Linked DNA regions of Homo sapiens: region 2 is linked to region 1. A link is a loop called in an ENCODE intact Hi-C map of the cell type or tissue named here. Cell type or tissue: tibial artery. All regions are shown on one strand. Links, peaks and the distances in the headings refer to the core of each region. The heading gives the core; the rest is flanking DNA.

Evidence for each region. A loop is a pair of places that touch in the nucleus more often than their neighbours do. Peaks named below come from ENCODE experiments on the same cell type or tissue, not always from the same donor. Only the 100,000 strongest peaks of a DNase experiment are listed, where the experiment ranks them.
Region 2: it touches region 1 in a loop (6-fold over the local background); 75 of 110 quality-filtered maps call a loop at or near these places.

Annotation. Positions count from the first base shown.
Region 1 is chr5:64,205,200-64,212,899 of GRCh38, forward strand. It overlaps RNF180 (ring finger protein 180), which reads left to right. Exons shown (of 8, transcript NM_001113561.2): 3 at 6,866-6,961. Among named protein-coding and RNA genes, the nearest start is that of RNF180, 43 kb to the left of the region's middle. RefSeq lists an enhancer at 5,683-5,977. In tibial artery, for the core only: a CTCF peak has its summit at 3,018 (motif pointing left); no DNase peak of the experiment used is centred there.
Region 2 is chr5:64,144,872-64,152,571 of GRCh38, forward strand. No RefSeq gene overlaps it. Among named protein-coding and RNA genes, the nearest start is that of RNF180, 17 kb to the right of the region's middle. In tibial artery, for the core only: a CTCF peak has its summit at 3,150 (motif pointing right); a DNase peak (open chromatin) is centred at 3,191; H3K27ac peaks cover 1,772 bases.

The sequences.
Region 1 (7,700 bases), core at 1,813-4,312:
TGGGTGTATCAGGTTTGTCAAAGTTAGCTTGGTGTGGAATTTGAATTGTAAGGGAAACTGGGATATTTGAGCTTTAGTTATCCAGCCACTGGCATGCTGTAAGACATGAGAAAGGCAATTTAGAATGGAGTTTTCAGACAATCTACAACGTCCACAAGGAGAAAGGGGGACTTCGACCTTGCATCCAGACCTGAGATAGATGAAATGTGGGCAAAAACCAAAAACAAAATAACAGCAACAAAGACCCTAAAGATGTAGAAATAAAATAACAGAAATGGTCTCCATTTGTGCAATCTGTGTTAGGGAGTGGCGTCCTTAGTTTTAGTTAGTTTTGTTATGGTTTTGGACATGTGAAGTTTATGTGGCCTGTAGAATATTCAAATATTTTAGGAGGCTGCTCGGTTCTATGGATGTGGGATTCAGAAGAGAGATCTGAACTAAAACTGTGGATCATCAGCATATAAGTTTTAGGTGAAGCTGTGAGAGTAGATGAGATTACCATGCAGTGTATGAATGGAGTGAGAGTTAAGTAGTTCCTATCATACAGGAACATTTATAGGATAGACAGAAAAAGAGAAGCTCTCACAAAGGAGAAAAAAAAAGAGTGAAAAAAATAGAACCGAAAATAGGAGAGAGCAGTAGTTACTATCATATAGGAACACTTACAGGATAGACAGAAAAAGAGAAGCTCCACAAAGGAGAAGAAAAAGAGTGAAAAAATAGAACCGAAAATTAGGATACAATATTATGGAAGTCAAGGGACGAACATTCTCTAGGAAAAAAAAAGTGTTGATGATTCGTGTTAAATGTTAAATGAGATCTAGAAGATCAGACATTTCCTTCAGTGTGCAGATTGTATACTGCACAATTCTAGAGGGAGCTAGTTTGTGAAAGGTTTGCCCTGGATTTGTGCAGTTAGCATACAAACTATATATCCATATGTAAAGACCCTAAATGAGAGTTAAAAGTGTCCATTGGTTTTAAAAGAAATCGTTGGTCAACATTCATTGTAGTTATGAGACTTTTAGGGGCAGTTACCAAATTCTACTGGGTTCAGATAATTGGGAGCTGAGGGATGGTCAAACACTTACAATAAAACACTTTAATTATTAGGTTATGACTTCTTCCATCACCAGGCTATGAAGTATTTCATCTGTATAACACCATTGCCAATGCAGTGGCTGACATGAATAGGACTGATGAATGTTGAATTGATTATTAGAGTATATACCTCCTCCCTCATGTTTTTTGGTTAGATAATTTGCTTATTTTCTCTCTGGCTTTATTATTCTGGTGGTATTTTTCCTTCAATGGCTGTAATACTGAAATAAATATTTTTATGCTTATTACATTTTTAATACTTTGTGTTCGCTCTTCTTAGTGATACCGTATATTTGTTCCATACTAGTCTTAGCACATGCTATGCTATGGACTGAATTGTATGCCCTCCAAGTGCATATTTTAAAGGTGCAGTGTGACTATATCTGGAGATAGGGTCTTTAGGAGTTAATGAAGGTTAAATGAGAGCATAAAGATGGGGCCTTAATCCAATAGGACTGTGGCTCTATAAAAGGAAGAAAAGAGAAAGAGATCCTGTGAGGACACAGTGAGTAAGCAGCCACCTGCAGGCTAGAAAGAGAGCCCTCGCCAGAGCCAGAACATGCTGGCACCCTGATCTCAAACCTTCAGCCTCTAGAACTGAGAGAAAATAAGTTGCTATTGTTTAAGTCATTCAGTCTCTGGTATTTTGTGATGGCATCCCAAGCAGACTAAGACCACACACGTCCTGTAATAGGAACTGGAAACTCAAAGATGAGCAGAAGAGAAATGGTATGTCCTTATGAAGTTTTCAGGATTTATCATTTAATCTTCTATTAATATTATAACAATTATAAATGTATTCTAATTATATTATAATCATATTAAAAGTTTGATATTTATAACTTAATAGTGAAATAATTTAATATTTATAATATTGACCAGTTATGTAAATATTAAATATTGATTACTCATATAGATATAAATTATTAGCTGTTTAAGTGGCAAAAAGGAAAAGTATAGGAAGCCATAAGAGTAGGATATAGATAGAATGCTGGACCTAGCTGTAAGGCTTTTCTGAGGAAGTGACCTGTGTAGAGATATGATGGATAAGTGAGGACAGTACAGGTGGGAGAACATTCCAAGATTCAGGACCAGCGTGTTCAAAGGCCCTGTGGTGGATCTCCGGAACTAAAATAGATTGCCACTATTGGAGTTCAGAGATGAAGAGGGAGTTTGGCAAGATCTGAGAGTAGAAAGTTGGGTGTTGTTCAAATCATGTATGGTCTTGTAAGTCAAAGACTTTGATCTTTATCGTAGGAGCTGGCAAGTCAGTGGGAGGAAGTAACATGACTTTTGAATTTTAAGATTATTTTGGTAATAGTGTGAAGAGTGAATTAGAAAGGTACCAAGAATTGAGGCAGGGAGCCTGTTTGTTTTTTAAGTGAGGCTTTCATTTTTTTCAATTCATTGTGACCTTTTGATTATAAAAAGTTTTTACCCTTAAAGTACCTTCTCAAAGTACAAATAGACAAACTAGGCAGTCCAATAGAATTGTGGTTCCTTTACATTTGTGACACTTTAGACAATTAATAATGTTAATTTAAATGACATTTTTGTTACATAGTCTTTTCCCTGTGGTGTTAGCTGCGGTAGTCAAATAATATAGTTGGCTCACATTTAAAGAATTAGCTGAAGGAATGTTATTGCTTACTTTGGAAATGCAAAGGGTTAAACATCTTCCAAAATATTATGTAATAATATTATCAACTTTTTACATGTAACTTGTTACACTTAATTAAAAATATTAAAGATCACATAATGATAAAAAATAAGGCATCAAATTTGTAATTTTAAAATTAAGTGATATTTTTCTGTTATAGAAACTGAGAATATTCCCAACACTTAAAGAAAAAATTAAAATAATACATTGGCTCCCTCTGCTGCTTGAACAAATTATTTCATTTACAAACATAATGTTGTCAACATTTTTCTGACATTATTACATGAAATTGCTATTACTTTCTCCTCCTTTTCCTTCCTCCTTCCTCCGTGTGGGAGATTTGAGACAGAAAGAAAATCTGTTTAGTAATTTTTTTACAATCCTGGTAAAACAGTTCTAATTTTCAGTCAAATTTTTCCCGAGGAGATAACTTGTTGTGCTAATACTTTGATGGCTTTAAATTCCTAAAATTGGGTTGCCTCCAGTTTCATCACTCATCTTAAAATATGTCCATCAAAACTTGTTTTATCATTTATATATTTGTGTGATTTTAAAAAATTAACTGACTTAAAACTTAATAGTTGATACATCCTCTTTACTTGTAGAATTATATTGGAAATAAATATTACAAATAAAAATGTATTTTTTCTAAGACTGTGTTGGTAAATACAGGTGAAAGTAGTTGGCAGTTTCATTTATAGTTGAGGTGTCTGTGTTTACCCTGGTCCATGTGTAAAGTTTTCAGAAAACGAAACAATGCTATAAATTCAACCCAGCTTTTTATGCTTTCCTACCTGTATGAATTGCTATTCCTCTCTTTTTGGTTGTGAGGAGATGAAGGTATACTTTAAATTTTAGCTATTTAAAAGAAAAAAATATATGCTGTTTTATATTATTTTTTCTCAAATGAAGGAGGTTGGGTTGAGGGGTACAAAAGGAGAATCAGCTGTGGAATTTTTTCTAAACATACCTCTCCCTACATAAATTTATTTTAGTTAATTTAAAAATAAGATATGCTTCAGTTTTAGTTTTATAAGCGTTAGAGAAGAATAGCAGTATCATACCTTAAAGCATACACAGGCTAGAGATATAAGAAAGTTTATTGCCCTAAAAACTATAGTATTTTATATGGCATAAGAGGCAATGTGGAAGCTTGGGATCGCTTGTTTCAGTGTTCTTATCTGTAAGACAGTAAAAACTCTTAAAACGGTGCCTGTGCATAGTGAGCACAATATAAATATTTGTTATTTAGTGAAAATAAAAAGAATAAGTACATTGTAAAACTTTCTTCTACCTACAACTGTGACTCCAGTGTTTATTCTCATAGGAGTATTCATAAAGCATTTCCAAAATTTATAGTGGGTAGTGGTTTTTTCGTGTTATGATCAATGCTATGTGATTAAAAAATGATCAATTTATATGATTAAATGAAATAATGAAATGTACATAGTAAAATAAGAAGTAGGACAGTGAAATATTAATACATTAATACAAATAATAGATGTACCTTTATGCAACACAGTCCCTGGCATATTAATAAGTATGTCTCTACATGCTTTGTGTGGTCAACACTGTGTTTAGTAATCACTAAATAAATATTGATAGGCTGAGTGCCATTAACTTACTTTGACATTGATAATCTATTATTCTACCAGTGTAGAAATTTCCTCCCTCTCTCTGTCACTGCCACCCTTCTTTCCTTCCTCTGTATGTAGACATAATCCTGAAAAGTCAGAACAAAATTCTGGATCTGATAATGAAAAGATTACTTCATTTGTCAATTCTAGTTTGTATTCTCTGTAAGATTGTTTTAAAGAATTCATTAGAGTTATGCTAATCTTCATAATTGTCAGCTCCTAATGAAAAGAGCTAGTGTGTGTGAGTATGGATGTTTCACAAAATTAATTCTACTTTTTCAAAAACTGTATCCATACCTTTATTTTGTTTCTGGGGCAAAATAGATAAAGCTATACTGTTTAGTTTTATTGAGTCACTTCCAATAGGTTTCCCAAGTTTCTTTAAAAATTTTGTGTATGAGTTGGAGAGAAAAGCTAGTCATGACTGAACTGTTATTGTAAATTAATCACTATTAGAACTTAGAAAAGGCAGATGACAGAAGCACACAAAATCAAACACTAAAAAAAGATGTCTCTGGGTTCTTAAGTTTAGCGTGTATGAAGATCATAAGTAGGGATTTATTTATAGACACTCTTAGGTGTGTCCCAGGAGTATAAATTTTTAGTAAGTAACCCAACTTATGTCTAATGCTAGTGATCTAGGGACCACATTTTGTGAAATACTCTTCTAAGGTGGCTCTTCACAGAGTTCATGATCTTGATGCAGGCTCTTTCCTTCAGTGCTAGTCAAAAGAGAACCTTGGACTTACCAGAGTGTTGATACTCTCTCTCAAACTCTCTGTAGAAATTGGCATCCACAGATGTCTTAGAATAATTAAAGTTTGGAACCCTAGGATTATCAATGATTGAATGTGCTAGAATTTCTCTTTTGAGGGGGAAAATCTGATAACATCTGTTTATATTTGTATTATGTTGTGGGTTTATGAAAAATAATTCTAGGGTGTTTGTTTTCATGCAGTTTGCTTGCTGGTGAACAGTGGAGATAGAATGTGACTTAAAGTTTCTCTTCTCTTGCTAAAATTGAAGATTTACCTTTCAAAAGACCTATTAGTCTGTCATATGCTTATCCATATACAGACTTGCACTGAAGTACACCTCTTCCTGCCCTGTTTATTAGATGAATTGGTAAACTTATTCAGAGGGCCAATTTCAAATGCAGTTTTGAAGATACCTTTCTCCTGGTATAGGGGATGGCACTGTTATAGGACTAACAGTTTCATATGCCCGTGTAGTAACAGATCAATACACTGAGATAGCAGGATTTGCAGCAGAGAAAGAATGTCATGATTGCAAGGTGTCCAGTGAGGAGATGGGAAGAGACCCTCAAATCCTTCATCTTCCTGAGGAGTTCTGGGCTGGGAGTTTTAAGGAAACCATGGAGAGTGAGGAGCTGGAAAATTGGGGTGGCTGATTGGTTGGGGAATGAGGGATGAAGTCATCAGGATGTGGAAACTACATTCTTTGGTGAGTCAGCTTCTGGTGGTATCCTTCTTTCAGAGCAGCTGGCATCAATGGGGTTTTTCAGACCAGCTGGTGTTAATAGTTTCATTGGTATGCAGGACCTAGAGGAATATCTCAAAGGGAAAACTAGAGGAATATCTCAAAGGGAAAACTTTGAGTTTCATAATGTTCAAGTTGTTACCTATAGAGCAGTTAAGGGAAACTATAATCTAGGATCTATGGGATTTGGGGCAATAGGCAGCAAACAGCCATGAGGAAGCAGGTCAGACAGCAAGCAGACCTGGGGATTAATGCTCAATGTGCTGCAAGCTTGGTTTATTTTTGTTTGTCCCCCTCTTCTTCCTTGGCTAATTTATAAAGTTTATAAGGACAGTTTTAGCATCTCTCATGTAAGAGTCTTATGACATACTTTATGGGAGGTCAGAAAATCCTTCCTAGGTTATTGACCTGCTTCAGGCGAAAAGGGCAGGGGGAAGGTTAGTGAGACCTTCCTGCATCCGCTGTTTTTCAGTATGCCAAGGAGGCCTGTTTTGGGGTAGTGTGTCCTGAATCCCATCATTCTGTTCCTCCATCTTTCTGCACATCCATCCAGCATCTTGATAGAGAATAGAGCAACTTTATTCTGTCATTAATAGAATTCAGATAGAATAGAGATTTGGGGCTGGAGAAAGTTGCCATGAAAGACACTATTTTGTCTCACATGCAGAAAAAGACACTAGATGTGTTCATTCAGTAACTAACTGCTAAATTGTAAATTTCATTTGATGACCTCAATGAGATGGAAGGGCTTTGTCTTAAATCACAGGTCGTTATTCCCTGAAGAAATTTTTAAAAAATCTTTTTTTGTGGGCTTGTTTTTTTATTATGGGAGTTAGGAAGGGAAGGCAGTGTATATTTGCCTTCTAGCTAAAATAGAATTTGTATTTTTGAGTTTTACTTAAATATGAAACCTGTGAAATAAATTCTGAACTGGTAATTAGTAATATCATTTATTTTTATTTAACAGGATAAAGATGATTCAGTTGATGCTCAAAATATTTGTCATGTGTGGCACATGAATGTAGAAGCCCTTCCAGAATGGATAAGCTGCCTAATCCAAAAAGTAAGTTCTTAGTTTCTGAGTAAAATTAAGAATATACAACCTTCAGAATGTTTTTGTCCTCCTTTTAGAGCTATTTTTCTTAGATGCATTCCTTGGCCAACCTCTTACTGCTCCTCACTCCCATTACCTCTCTTCACACTTCTTTTCTCCTTTCTCCGCTTTATATACCTACCTGTGTTTTACGCACACACACACACATGCACACACACACATAATATATGTTACTTTTAAATATACAGAAGCATATATATGACATATATATTATTATACACACACATATACATATTTACCTAAATACACATATAGCTTATTTAACTTGTTAATTGCCTAGCTCCCACCCTAGAATATAAGCACCATGAAGTCAGGGACTTTTATATTTTGTTCATTTGTATTTCCCAGCACCAAGAATAAGTCCTGTTGAATAAATGGAATATTCTGTATGTGTTATTCATATGTATACATATATACATAAATGCACAAGCATACAAAATAAATAGGATAATTAATGACCCTCATTGGTATAATCAAAATGAAAATTCTACACTTTAAAGGATCCTTAATGAAATATTATAAGAGCAAGAACTGACCTGGTATGTGTAGTTATTTTTCACAATTCAAAACTCCTGTCTTAGAAAATTATAAGTAGTAGGACTTTGGAAATATATAATTACATTTCTCCACTGAGCAGCTTAATTATTTGTTAAAAAATAACATTTGATAGATATCCCTTTTCACACTG
Region 2 (7,700 bases), core at 1,836-4,335, 60 kb before region 1:
ATAGAACACAGAAACATTTCAGAGAATAAATTCAGGAGAGTGTGGTGGCAAATTGAGAAGAACCAAAACACTGGGACCTCAGAGAAGAATCCAGTAGCTGGAACAGGGAGATTCATCCACATTGTAGCATATGCCTGTGCTGACACATTAAGTAGGCACTATGCTTTGGCACCCATACACTCAGTTGTGAGTCACCCTTTCATTCCTTTTTTTCTCACATCCAGTTGTATTTACTTCATAGCATATCATTATATGAAATTACCATTCTTTTTTGTTTGTTTAAAGTTTATTACCTGTCATCTCTTCACTAAAGAGTATGCTCCATGAGACAAGAACTTTATTGGACACACTACTTTGTCTCTAGCACTCAAAACAATTGGCACATAGGAAATATTTAGTAGACACTTCTTTAAAGATCTTTTGCCTAAGTAGAAGTTTGAATGGCTGTCATTTTCTATCTGAACTTCTTGGAACAGGGAGGCTCCACAACACTTCCCTATATGGAAAATTATTTAACAGCTAAATAAAGATTTATAAAGTAATAGCTAATGAAAATGACATTTAAACTGGATTGGAACAAAACACATAAAGGACCAAAATTCCTGGGCAAACGTTTGCTTAGATATAGGCCTGGGGTTAAGCCAAGGAAAATCACTGGAATAATTCTTGATAAAAAGATTTGACCCATACCAGAATGACACAGTAAATCTCCCGAATAGATTTTCATTCCAAACTAGTACAAGAAGCCAGAAAGCCTCAATACGAATAAACTTCCAAACAGCCCTTTGATGTGAGGCTTGCCAAAGAGCAGCAGTGAGGAATGAAGTCCGACAGCTCAGAATCTTCTTTGGCCAACTAAATTAATGTCAAACAAAATAAAAACCTAGGCAGCCATTTATATAGCCCAGAGAGGAATAGAGAACCCTTTTCTTGCTTTATTTGGAAGTATCTACAAATTAAGACACTTATAAATCATACAGTTTTAATTTATTCAACATAAAAGTGACCCAAATGAAAAGTCCATTATTGTATTTAGCATAAGTGGTATTTATTTATCAAGCACATGCTGTTATAGTAACTGTGTCACCAAGCAGACGAAAAGAAGTAAAGTACAATCCCTGCCCTCTTGAGGATTACAATCCATGGCAGAAAAGATAATAATCTTTTTATTATCTTTTCTTTTATTGTCTTTTCTTATTATCTTTCTTTTATTATCTTTTCAGAAAGCTAATAATCAGTTTCATGACAAAGGCTATAAGAAAGGTATAAACAAGGCGTGATGAAAATACAGGAAAGGGAGGAGTAGGCACTGCCCAGAGATAAGGGCTTCGCAGAGGGAATGATATTTAAATTGAGTATTAAAGGGTATGTAGAAATATTTTTAGTTTAACAAGAGGATTTGGGAAGACATAACAAGCACACCATAACACTGCCAGTATTTGCAACTGTGCTTATTTGCAATTGTGCTCACTATTGTTGCTGCTAGCAGCTATTATAATTGTGATGAAATAAGGAGAAAAAAACAGGTAAATTTAATTCATAACAGATACAGTCATGCCACATGAAAAACAGATAAATACAGCTTGAGCCATATGTTTTACAACAGTTCAAATAGAGAAAAGTAATAGGACAATAAAGTCATCACATGGCAAAATGGGCATTTAAATCTCTAAGCTGCACTGAAGTCAGAACCATGTTCAGGTTGCAAGTGATAAGAACTTCTGCCACATTGAATTGATGTTCTTAATCTGACCTCATCCAATTTCATGACTCTAAGTACCATCTATAGGGTGTGTCGCCAAACATTGTATCACCGCCCTAGTTTTCTCCTCTGATCTCCTCTTTGGTATATGTGCAACAGGCATCTCAAAGTAAACATTTCCAAATAATAACTCTTGTTCTCTCTACCTTCACTCATCCAGCCTGCCCTTCCCACAGACTTCTCCATCTCAGTAAATGACTTCAGCTATTAAATTTCTCAGCTACCCAGTTACCCTTCAGTGCTCTCTTTTATACCCCTCATTCAATCCATCAGCAAATCTTCTATCTTCAAAATGTACCCAGAACTGGACCATATCTCACCACTTCCATTTTACCATGCTGGTCCAAGTCATTGTTACTCCTTGCCTCCTAATATGTCTCTCTGCTCATCCCTTGCCACAACTATAGTTTATTATTCATGCAATCTTCAGAGTGATCAATGTAAATATGCATTGCCACATCTCCCCTCTATTCAAAAGTCTCCAATAGTTTCCAGTCTGATTCAGATATATTTGTCTCTGTATGTCTGTGTGTTTGCCCCTGTCTCTGTGACTCTGTACATATGTCTCTGTATTTGTGTGTCTCTATTCTCTGTATATGTCTGTGTGTGTGTGTGTGTCTCTGTCTGTGTCTGTGTCTATGACTGTACATATGTATCTGTGTGTGTCTGTCTCTATTCTCTGCATTTGTCTCTGTGTGTGTCTCTGTTTATGTATCTGTGTGTCTTTATGTGACTCTGCATGTATGTGTGTGTCTCTATGTGTATGTCTCTATGTGTATCTCTGTGTATCCCTGTGTCTGTGTATACATACATATATGTATGGGTATATGTATGTACACATGTATACCTATGTATAAAATTGCCCATCTGGCCCTGTGTGCTCTGCCCCCTCCTGTCCACACTCACCTTTCTGGCCTATGCCCTACTCTCCCTCTCAGTCACTCTGCTGCAGTGCGGCAGCCACACGGCCTCCTTGATGTTCCTCAAACATTCCAACAGGCTGTTGCCTCAGTGTTTACTGTTCTCTTTGCCACTTCCTTCATGTGCTTTACATCTCAGGGAGGTCTTCCCTGGCCTTATCTAAAATTTAAATGCCCCTTCCCCCACTCCATATCTCCATTCCAAGCTATATTGCTTGTGTAATCTTGGATTTACCTTTTCCTGTTATGTATGTCTTGTATGTCTCCTCCCGACTGTTCAATGAGGGCACAGATTTCTGTCTGTTTCACTCACCGCTGTATCTGCAGTGCCTCGTATTTCTTCCACAAAGGATCTTCTCAATAAATGGTACTTAATTTTTTAAATGCAGCTTTTCATTACACACTAGCAACTGGAAAGGCATGCAATTCTATTTCCAAAATTCATTAAACAAACGTGGTAAACATTCAGGCCAGAAGGCGGCAGCAAAGCTTCATCAGCCCAGCAACCGGCCATCATGCTGGGTCAGCAATTCAGAGGCGCAACTAATGGAAAATTAGGCAGAACAGCTTTTCACCAGGGAGTCTGAGCTGAAGGAGGTGAGGCCAGAGAACTGAGCTGGTTAGGACTGCACCCTGGCCAAAGAGCAGGGAGACAGATAGGAAGAGAGAGAAAGGCAAGGCTTGTCCAGGAGAATGAGACCCACATTAGGGGCTCACAGAATGAACATTCAGGTTGTCAGGGAACTTAATCAGGTGCCAGAAAATTTGGCATATTATCTCAGCAAACTCAGGTAAACCTTTTGGCGATGTCCACAGGGAGGTTCCCTTTCAGATAACAAGTCTATTTATCACTGTAGCTAGAATCTGGGAGCCAAAATATACCTACCCCTATTAAGACAGGAGAATTATGCCAGTCCCAACAAGTGTGTCACCAAGCCGACAAAAATAAGTAAAGTACAATCCCTAGCCTCTTGAGGATTACAATCCACGGCAGAAAAGATATGAAAGCTAATAATTAGCTTTCCCTGAGGGCCATGTTTCTTTTCACAATTGCAGTGCCACATCTCATACTTTGTTAAAGAAAAATAAAGATGGCAAGTGCTTAGGTCTAGGCTGCTGCAGAAGAAAACCAGATGTAGGAGGAACTGTGACTCTGCCTCTCATGCAGGCCTGAATCTGGAGTGTGGTCCTCCTGTGGGGTTGCACTTACTCTGGATTTTTCCAGAAAGACTGTCTATAGGTGCCTGCATGCTGTGTTCCTGTGAGGGAAGCCCCAGCTGTGTCTGTGGTGGAGTGCCAGAGGGGAAAAAGGACCCCTTCTCCAAGCCCTTTCACCATCACGGAGGCTGCCTGCCTGTTGGGGTAGAGATGTAGACTTTCCCTACTACACCCGGCACTGCAATTGTGTCTCTGCTGTCAGAAACTAACCATTAGTGGAAAGATCTGGAACTTGAGGCCTGATTTTCAGATTCTTTTGTTCCATGGGGTGATCCTTGACGTGCTGCTCTTCCCCTTCCCCTAGGGATGGGGCTTCCTGAGAGCCGGACTGCTGTGCTCGTTATTGCTCTTCTGGGTCTAACCACTCAGTAGGGCCACCAGACTCCAGGCTGGTGCTAAGGAATGGCTGCAAAAAGCCTGTGATGTGGTCCGTCTTTAGGTCTCCCAGCTGTGAATACCAGCACCTTCTCTGGTGGAGGTGGCAGGAGAGTGAAGAAGATTCTGTGAGAGTCTTTGGTTGCAGATAGGCTTAGTGTGCTGGCTTTCTTGAATGCTGATTGTGCTGGTGGTGATGTTGTCATGTGGACAGACTCAGGGCCTCTGGTTATCCAGAATACTGCAGGTGGTGGTATTAACTGTTGTTTTCTCCTTCCTGGGAGCAGGGTAATTCTGTCATGAGTTGCTGTAAAGGCCTGAGTTGGTTGGACTTCAGCCAGGAGGTGGTGCTTTCATGACAGCACCAGCTGTGATATTAGCAGTGGGATATAAGCCTCCCCTAAGTTGGCCAGGGGAGGTATTCTGGTTACTCAGGCAATGGATGGGATCATAAAGCTCCCATGAGTGTATGTCTTTTGTGTTCACCTACCAGGATGGGTAGAGAAATACCATCAGATGGGGACAGGGTTAGGAGGGTCTGAGCTCAGACTCTCCTTTGGTGGGCTTGCCATGCCACTGTGGGGATTGGGAGGGTGGTTCTCAGGCCAATGAGGTTATGTTCCAGAGAGGACTATGGCTGCCTCTGCTTAGCAGTATTGTTCACCAGGTAAGTGGGGAATAGCTAGTAGCAAAAGGTCGCACCCACCTCCCACGCAGTTGGCAAGGCTGGTCTCGCTCTCACAGTGTCCTACTGAGAGGTGACAGCGTGCTGGCAGCCCTCGCAGCCCTCTCTCACTCTCGGTGCCTCCTCAGCCTTGGCGCCCATTCTGGCCACACTTGAGGAGCCCTTCAGCCCGCCGCTGCACCGTGGGAGCCCTTCTCTGGGCTGGCCGAGGCGGGAGCCAGCTCCCTCGGCTTTCGGGGAGGTGTGGAGGGAGAGGCACGGGTGGGAACCGGGACTGTGCATGGTGCCTGTGGGCCAGCTAGAGTTCCGGGTGGGCGTGGGCTTGGCGGCCCTGCACTTGGAGCAGCTGGCCAGCCCTGCCGGCCCCAGGCAGTGAGGGGCTTAGCACCCAGGCCAGTAGCTGCGGAGGGTGCGCCAGGTCCCCCAGCAGTGCTGGCCCACCGGCACTGTGCTCGATTTCTCACCGGGCCTTAGCTGCCTCCCTACGGGGCAGGGCTCGGGACCTGCAGCCGGCCCCCACCGCCCCTCTGCCGTGGGCTCCTGTGTGGCCTGAGCCTCCCTGATGAGTGCTGCCCCCTGCTCCATGGCGCCTGGTCCCATCAACCGCCCAAGGGCTGAGGAGTGTGGGCGCATCATGGGACTGGTGGGCAGCTCCACCTGCAGCCCTGGTGCGAGATCCACTGGGTGAGGCCAGCTGGGCTCCTGAGTCTAGTGGGGACTTGGAGAACCTTTGTGCCTAGCTAAGGGATTGTGAGTGCACCAATCAGCACTCTGTGTCTAGCTCAAGGTTTGTGAACACACCAATCAGCACCCTGTGACTAGCTCAGGGTTTGTGGATGCACCAATCGGCACTCTGTATGTAGCTAATCTGGTGGGGACTTGGAGAATCTTTATGTCTAGCTAAGGGATTGTGAATACACCAATCAGCACTCTGTATCTAGCTCAGGGTTTGTAAATACACCAATCGACACTCTGTATCTAGCTAATCTAGTGGGGACGTGGAGAACTTTTGTGTCTAGCTCAGGGATTGTAAACACACCAATCAGCACCCTGTCAAAACGGACCAATCATCTCTCTGTAAAACAGACCAATTGGCTCTCTGTAAAATGGACCAATCAGCAGGATGTGGGTAGGGCCAGATAAGAGAATAAAAGCAGGCTGCCTGAGCCAGCAGTGGCAACCTGCTTGGGTCCCCTTCCACACTGTGGAAGCTTTGTTTTTTCACTCTTTGCAATGAATCTTGCTGCTGCTCACTCTTTGGGTCCACACTGCCTTTATGAGCTGTAACACTCACCGCAAAGGTCTTCAGCTTCACTCCTGAAGCTAGCGAGACCACAAACCCACCAGAAGGAAGAAACTCCGAACACATCCATACATCAGAAGGAACAAACTCCGGACACGCTGCCTTTAGGAACTGTAACACTCACCGTGAGGTCCTGCGGCTTCATTCTTGAAATCAGTGAGACAAAGAACCCACCAATTCTGGACACACTACTAACAGTGCCAAGTTTAGATCCAGGCAGCTTGCTCTCCTGAAACTCAGACGTTGCCTCAGGCCATAAACTACCCCACTTAGCAAGCAAGCACTGCTTTCAGGCCTTGCCCCTCCCCATCTGCCAACAAAGTTGGCTGTGACTCCAGCTCTTGTATTTGCAGCAGTTCCCATTCACCCCCATATCCTGTCAAAAAAGTTAGTGCCCAGTTAAAATTATTGCAAAATTCAGTTGGAAACTTCTTACACCCTGTGACCCTTCCCTAATTCTGCTGAGTGCCTTCCCTGAGGGCTTCTGTGAAATACAATCAGAAATGGCTTCCCTGCGCACAAGGTGAAGAATGGGAGTGCCTACAAGGCTCTTCCCACTGTTGCATTTACTTTTATATTTTGCACAGCTCCCTAAATCCATTCCAGCTCTAGATAAGGTTAAATCCTTCTCTGGTGATCTGTATTTTCAGATTCCTCAGCGGGAATACGTGTTTGAAGGCAGGTTTTCCCCCTTTCAGACTATGGAAACTCATAGTTGTTCATCTGTCTCATGCAATCTGCAGTGACTTGTGCTTCTTTCAAAGATCTGTGAATTCTTTAGGTTTTCCTGGTATGGTCCTGCAGTGGTTCTTGGAGCAAAAGTCCACAGTATGAATCTTCACATGCCATACTGTCCATCCAAGTAGGAGGTACATGTTAGCACTATCTCCTATCCAGTATCTTCTGCCTGTGAAAGGAAATTAAATTTTGACACCCCAAACTCATTTAGCCAAAGGGAAAAGTCAAGCTGGGAACTGGGTCATGCAAACCTGTCTCCACCTTTTGATTCCTAAATAAAATGGCTACAAGATGAAAAGCTACCCACTTTTCCCATGTTTTGCCAGCAAGGAAATTCCTGGTGAGCTGTTACAACTTCACCATGGCAATGCTAATTGATAGCTTATCTTGACAGGTGCAGTCACCCAGCCTGCCAGACACAAATGCGTATCAGATTGTCCCCCTACCCCATTTTGTCTGTATTATCTTATGTTAAGATGCAGATTCCCCACATTTTTCCTTTGCCCCTTTTGTTTAAGTGAAAACTGTGTGCTTCTCAATATCCCGCCCTTTCCCCTTTAAATTTGGAGCCCTCAAAATCATCTTCAGAGAAAGGCATAGACCTATCTCCTGTGAGCATCCTTAACTTTGGTGAATAAATCTCCAAAAATGATTGAGACTTTTCCCATCATTTGCTTCGACTGACACCCTCATCATGAC